Regions from separate parts of the Homo sapiens genome. Here region 2 is linked to region 1. The links are chromatin contacts, found by Hi-C or POLR2A ChIA-PET in ENCODE. All regions are on one chromosome and are shown on one strand. The core of a region is the stretch at or near the end of the contact, and the rest is flanking DNA. Distances in the headings are between cores, read along the strand shown.

Evidence for each region. A loop is a pair of places that touch in the nucleus more often than their neighbours do. ChIA-PET counts read pairs that join two places held with the same protein, here RNA polymerase II (POLR2A). Pooled maps may share reads with other maps.
Region 2: a map with no recorded cell type shows a loop between it and region 1 (6-fold over the local background). The contact joins the promoter of LIPE here to the promoter of ERICH4 in region 1. A Hi-C loop is called at or near these places in 1 of 37 single-sample maps with no recorded cell type and 2 of 50 pooled maps. POLR2A ChIA-PET finds 5 or more read pairs at or near these places in 1 of 52 experiments (H1).

Annotation. Positions count from the first base shown.
Region 1 is chr19:41,441,201-41,444,647 of GRCh38, forward strand. ERICH4 (glutamate rich 4) reads left to right here and starts at 1,956. Exons shown (of 2, transcript NM_001130514.3): 1 at 1,956-2,143; 2 at 2,806-3,447. The coding sequence starts at 1,970. The coding sequence ends at 3,024.
Region 2 is chr19:42,425,121-42,428,664 of GRCh38, forward strand. It overlaps LIPE (lipase E, hormone sensitive type), which reads right to left and starts at 2,268. Exons shown (of 10, transcript NM_005357.4): 1 at 1,147-2,268. The coding sequence starts at 2,029. It overlaps CXCL17 (C-X-C motif chemokine ligand 17), which reads right to left. Exons shown (of 4, transcript NM_198477.3): 4 at 3,158-3,544. The region is part of intron 1 of LIPE-AS1 (LIPE antisense RNA 1); the gene reads left to right.

The DNA.
Region 1 (3,447 bases), core at 706-3,205:
GAGTGTCAAAATCGGATTTACATTTTGTAAAGATTATTTCTGCCAGGTGGAGAATGTACCTTAGAGCAGCGGTCCCTAACCGTTTTGTTACCAGGGACTGGTTTCGTGGAGGACAATTTTTCCATAGACTGGGGGTCGGGGGTGGGGTGGGGATGGTTTTGGGATGAAACTGTTCCACCTGAGATCATCAGGCATTAGATTCTCATAAGGAGCAGGCAACCTAGATCCCCCGCACGCACAGTTCACAATAGGGTTTGCCTCCTATGAGAATCTAATGCCACTGCTGATGTGACAGGAGGCGGAGCTCAGGCGGTAATGCTCACTTACCCGCTGCTCATCTCTTGCTGTGCGGCCCAGTTCCTAGCAGGCGAGGGGCTGGTACTGGTCCTTGGCCCAGGGACTGGGGACCCTTGCCTTAGAGGGCAAGGGTGGATGCAGGGGACCAGTAAAAGAGGCTGCTGTAGCAGTCTAGGCAAGAGATGAATGGGGATGGGGCAGAGGGAATGGTGAGAAGTGCTCAAATCCTGGGCCTGTTTTGAAGGTTAAGCCAACAGATTGAGAAACTAAAAGCAGACGGGCGTGGCTGTGCACGTGAGGAAACTGGAAGGGCAGCAGGTTTAGGAAGGTGGGTGTGGCAGCTGAATAACGAACCCTCTCCCCATACCTGTGAATCCCTGGGCACTGTGACTATGTTACTTTCTATGGTAAAAGGGACTTGGGGCTGGGCGCGTTGGCTCACGCCTGTAATCCCAGCACTTTGGGAGGCCGAGGTGGGCAGATCACCTGAGGTCAGGGGTTTGAGACCAGCCTGGCTAACATGGTGAAACCCCGTCTCCACTAAACATACAAAAATTCGCCAGGTGTGGTGGCGTGCACCTGTAACCCCAGCTGTTCAGGAGGCTGAGGCAGGGGAATCGCTTGAACCCGGGAGGCGGAGGTTGCAGTGAGCCAAGATTGCACCACTGCAGTCCAGCCTGGATGACAGAGCGAGACTCTGTCTCAAAAAACAAAATACATATATATATATATTGTTCATTTGTTTATTTTAAGATGGAGTCTTGCTCTGTCGCCAGGCTGGAATGCAGTGGCGTGATCTTGGCTTACTGCAACCTCCACCTCCTGGGTTCACACCATTCTCCTGCCTCAGCCTCCCGAGTAGCTGGGACTACAGGCACGCGGCAGCATGCCCGGCTAATTTTTTGTGTTTTACTAGAGACGGGGTTTCACCATGTGGCCAGGATGGTCTTGATCTCCTGACCTCGTGATCTACCATTATATATATGTATATATATGCACCTTGGGTCTGAAGGAAGGGTCCAAGGCCGAGAGAGGCCTGCAGTGCTTCCCAGACTTTTCCACAGCAGAAGCCCTCACCCTCAACAGGGATAATATACCCATAGGCAAGTCCAGGGTCAGCAGAATTGGCTGCTTGGCCCTAGGCCAGCAGCCTGGACACAGGCACTCCAGCTAAGGGATTGCTGTCTTGGTGCCCCTGGGAGCCATTCCTGCCCCCAAAGGCACACTGGTGGGAAAGCCCTAGGATGACCCGTGCCAAGAGGACAAGCAAGGACCAAGCTATGGGCAAGCCAGAGGTCAAATGGAGGCTGAGGAGAGGCTGGAGAAGTGGTGGTGGGGGGCAGGTGGAAGGACAGAGGGTGCCAGGCATCTACAGACACTGAGCGCCCCTGAGGGGTCAGGCCTGAGACAGGCAGGGAAGGGTGGAGTTAGACCTCTGCAAGAGGCTATGTTTGAACCCTGTGAGCAGAGTTGAGGTTAGACTTCAGAAGGAAAAAGAAAAGCACAAGGCCAGCTGATTCTCTCTGAAGAGTGGACTTTGGGATACCTTTCCCAGGAACCCCCATCCCACTCCCTCTGCCCTTTACTCTCCACCACGCACACAGCTCCCCAGGGGACCAGGCCACCCTGGACCTTGCTACTTCCTGCTCCTTGCAGCCATAGCTCAGAGACGATGGAACTGTGGAGGCAGCTGAATCAGGCTGGACTGGTGCCTCCGGGGCTGGGCCCACCCCCCCAGGCCCTGAGGGAGGTCTCCCCAGTGGAAATCCCTGGTCAGACCCTCAGGACTGCAGGGGCAGACACTGGAGGTGCCTGCGATAGTCTGCTGTGGATCAGGGAGGAGCTGGTGAGTGAGGGGTTTGGAAGGGAAAGAGAAAGAGAGGAAATGAGAATGAATGGAAATGAACAAAAATAGAGAAGGCCAGAGATCGAAAAACAGAATCTGAGAGATAGAAGCAGAGACATGAGAGGCATGTACAGACACCGAGAGACAGACATAGAGTGAGGGACGGGAACAGAGGTGGGGACAGGGAGATCCCAAAAGAGAGGGACAGAGGTGGGAAGCAGAGACGGAGAGCAGGAACAGAGATGGAGAGACAGACTGAATTTGAGAAAGTTGGGGAGGGCAGAGAGAGGGCAAGCGAGAGAAAGAGAGCCAAAGGCAGGGGCAGAGAAATGGCAACACATAAAGACAGAGAGACAGGGGCATGGAAAGACAAAAAATAAATGGGGACAGAGACAAAGGGAAACAGGGACAGATATAGATAAGAGAGGGAGGAGACAGAGAGAGAGAAGTCAGGGACAATGAAATGGAGAGACAAAGAGAAGAGTTAGAGATCAAGAGACACTCTGAGAAGCAGGAAGGCAGTTAGGGTCCATGGGCACAGTGAGGACCCTGCCCAGGCGCTGTGGCCAGGACATGAGTTGGGACCTGCTCTCACCCAGGTCCTGGAGAGACCCCTTGCTCTCTGGGGTGGCATCCCTGTGACGTCCCCTTCCTACTGGCAGGGGAACCTGCGCCGAGTGGATGTCCAGCTGCTGGGACAGCTGTGCAGCCTGGGGCTGGAGATGGGGGCGCTGCGGGAGGAACTGGTCACCATATTGGAGGAGGAGGAGGAGAGCAGCAAGGAAGAGGAGGAGGATCAAGAGCCCCAGAGGAAGCAGGAGGAGGAACACCTGGAGGCCTGCCCAGCCCCACATCCACCTGACTTTGAGATGATGATCTGAGGCTCTGCCAGTGGATTTAGATTGACATACAAATGAGATGCAAATGTATGTAAAGGAGAAGGGAGATTTGCAGGTCAAAGCAGATGTGGAATCAAGTATACCCCTTTAGTAAGTGCTTTCTCTGAAGGTGCCTGCAATGATATTTAGGCATTGGCCTGTGAGCTATGGGTGTGTTTGCAGATGACATGAGGATGTGTTTGGAGGTGATGTGGGAGGTTGTAGAGAAGTTGCAGGTGCTTTCGCAGATGAGCCTCAGGTGTGCTGCTGAGATGGGGATCTCTGCAAATATGCTGGTGATGCATACAGATGCGATTTCAGATCAACGCTGTCCAGTATGGTAGCCACCGGACACACATGGTTATTTAGTGCTTGAAACATGGGGACTGCAAATTGAGATGTGCTGTGAGTGTAAAATACACACCA
Region 2 (3,544 bases), core at 1,018-3,517, 980 kb after region 1:
CTGGCAGAAGAGGACAGACCTGGTAAACTGAGAGACTGTTGATGCCCCAATGTTCTGCCTAGCCTGCCTGGAAACTCCAGAAGGGTAAGGTACCGTCTTTGTATTGTATTGCTGGGACTTACGCCCGTGTCTACCCCAGAGCTGGTGCTCAGTCAGTTTCTGTGGATGGATGAATGAACACTGGCAAGAGGGCCGCTTTCCTGGTCTCCTGGTCCCTAGCTCAGAGTGCCTTCCCACTCTGGGATTTGATTTTCCCCAAATCCTCTATAGGGAGGCAGCCTGGTCCAGGGGAGAAAGACCCCGGCTTCAAATCCTGACTTTGCCACTTCCTAACTGCATGGCCCTGTGCAAGAACCCTTACTTCTTTATTTTCTACCTGATGTCCTCATTTCTAAAATGAGGATGTTGGCCAGGTGCTCGGTGGCTCATGCCTGTAATCTCAGCACTTTGGGAAGCTGAGGTGGGAGGCTTGCTTGGGGCCAGGAGTTCGAGACCAGCCTGGGCAACATAGCGAGGCCACGTCTCTACGGAAAATGTAAAAATTAGCGGGGCATGGTGGTGCACTTGTAGTCCCACCTACTCCGGAGGCTGAGGTATGAGGATCGCTTGAGCCCAGGAGTTTGAGGCTGCAGTGAGCCATGATCATACCAGTGCACCCCAGCCTGGGCGACAGAGTGAGACTTTGTTTTTTTCTTTTTTTGAGATGGAGTCTTACTCTGTCACCCAGGCTGGAGTGCAGTGGCACGATCTCAGCTCATTGCAACCTTTGCCTCCCGGGTTCAAGTGTTTCTCTGCCTCAGCCTCCCGAGTAGCTGGGATTACAGGCACCTGCCACCACGCCTGGCTAATTTTTGTATTTTTAGTAGAGACGGTGTTTCACCATCTTGGCTAGGCTGGTCTTGAACTCCTGGCCTCAAGCAATCCATCTGCCTCGGCCTCCCAAAGTGCTGGGATTACAGGTGTGAGCCACTGCGCCCAGCCTTTTTTTTTTTTTTTTTTTTTTTTAATAATGGGGATGTTGATCTTTATCTCAGGATTGTTGAAGGATGACCAGAGCTAACCTGATACACCGTAAGTTTTTAGTATTTTTTAAGTAAATGAATGACTGTCCCTGAGAGGCTTCAATTCCTCCAGATTCACACTCACCTGTATCCTGGTAGTGTCTGTGATTCCGAGCACTGGTTTTCTCATGTGGCGACGTCCCACTGTATCCTGACATCACTTTATAACCAGATTTTCCTTTGAAGCCTAGCTTCACTCCCTGGGCCACCATTCCACCCATCGTGGCTGGAGAATCTGTGTCTGAAGATGATCCCACATCTGATTCTGACTCAGAATCTGTGACCCACTCAGAAAGTGCCTTCCACTCTAGGGCTGATCGCTGTATGGATAGTTCCTGAAGTTTTGTTAGAAATCCCAGCTCTGTCAAAGATCCCTGCTTGGATTTGGCTCCCTGGACTGGCGTTGTTTGCTTGTCTGACTGTTCAGGTGTCTCTTGGGACGTAGATTCAGTCGGGGCAGATGGCTCCCTTTTGGCTCCAGGTTTAGCCTGGGCCGCAGGTGTTGATTCAGCTTCTTGTTGAGCTGGAGGTGGCTCTCCTGGCCCAGGCCCTGGCTGGGCTACATGTCTTTGTCTCAATGCTGGCTCCTGTTGAGTTATAGATTCTTTTCCTAGCCCAGGTCCCTGCTGGGAGGCAGCTTCCTGTTGAGTGAGCAGCACCCTTTGGATGTAAGGTGATTGCTGTGGTGCGGGCTTCTGTGGGGCAAGAAATTCCTCTTGTGAAGCAGATTTTTGTTGGGCTCTAGGTTCCTTCTGGGATTCAGCATCATGTTGTGCAGGGGTCTCCTGCTGGGTGAGGGGTCTTTGGTTTGAAGCAGGCTTCTGTTGGGTATTGGATCCCTGCAGAGTCTTCGATTCTGGCTGGGCTATGGGTGTCTTTTCTGGCCCAGGCTCTAGCGGGGTTATAGGCCTCTGGTGTGGTTCAGGTTGCCAGTCTGACCTAGACACTGACTTAGAACCTGGCTCCATTGTTATTTCCCTCACGGGAGATATTGATCTTCCAGGTTCTATCCTTCTGGGCTCCCACCCAGCCCTCTCTCTTCACAGATCTCTCATTGATTCCTCATGATGGCACTTCCTCTTGGGTTTCACTCCATCCTAGCATCACTGGTCTTCCTTTTTAAGGCAGCTGGCAGTTGGCCGATCACAGCTGGCCCCCACTAAGTAATGAACTCTGTGCCTCTTTCTTTGGTGGGAGGATTAGGAATAGGAGGAGGCTATGTGCCTAGCACTCTCTTACAAGAAGGGAGGGGCTTGCTCTCTTGTGTCATAAATAGGGCCCCACCCCACCCACCACTCCGTTAAAATGTTTCTTCTCATAAGGCAAGCATCCCAATTTAGGCCTCCGTGTCATCTGGGATGACAGAAGCCAGATGCTGGATGAGTGTTCCTTTTTTCTCTTTCCTTCTAATGTCTGAGGAAAGCGTCATTCAGGGGGCAGTCTCTGTAGTTGTTGTAATAATTATTTCCCTCTTTGTTCATTCCTACAAATGGTTGCCAGATTATTTATTTATTTACTTATTGAGACAAGTCTTTCTCTGTTGCCCAGGCTGGAGTGCAGTGGTACCATTTTGGCTCACTGAAGCCTCCACCTCCTGGGTTCAAGCGACTCTCCTGCCTCAGCCTCCCAAGTAGCTGGGACTACAGGCGTGCACTGCCACGCCCGGCTAATTTTTATATTTTTAGTAGAGATGGGGTTTTGCCATGTTGGCCAGGCTGGTCTCAAACTCCTGACCTTAAGTGATCCACCCCCACCCCCCGCCCCCGGGCCTCCCAAAGTGCTGGGTTTACAGGTGTGAGCCACCACGCCCAGCCAGGTTGCTAGTTTAATTTCCTTATATTGTCATTCTGATCATTTAACTCTCATGTTAAAAACTAATGTCATGCCTTCCCACTTTTATAGCTTGAGGCCCTTCTGAATGGCATTTGAGATACTCCATGCCATCTCTCTAGCCCTGAACTATGATCCTGTACTAGATTGGAAACTCACAGAAGACAGTGACCACTGATGACAATGACTGATAATGATGGTGGTAATGGTGATGATAGTAGTCATAAATACCAAAGGCTGCCTAAGTGCTAAGAAACTGTGCCAAGTTTTTTTTTTAAACCTATATTATCTTTAATAAGACCGTGTCTGGTTCATTGGTATGCTTTTTTTTTTTTGTCCCACCTCGCTCTTACCTCAGAAAGATTTGTCGAATGAGTGAAAGATGAACAAGTAGGCCAATGGAGACAGAGTGAGGGTCTTGGTGGGGATAAGTATGTGTAGAATCTGGATTCAGTCTGCAGTGAATAGGGTAAAATGGGTCATCTGGTTGTGAATTGGCAGACCCCATTTGAAGGAAACAATTTTGATCTGTGACATTTAAAAATATTTATTGACTTCTGTTTGCTACTTTCCTGATTGCATTTAAGGTTAAATGACACTAGCTAGGAAGCTACAGTTTCCTGGAATCTTTCAGGTAATTAAGCCTAAGCCTG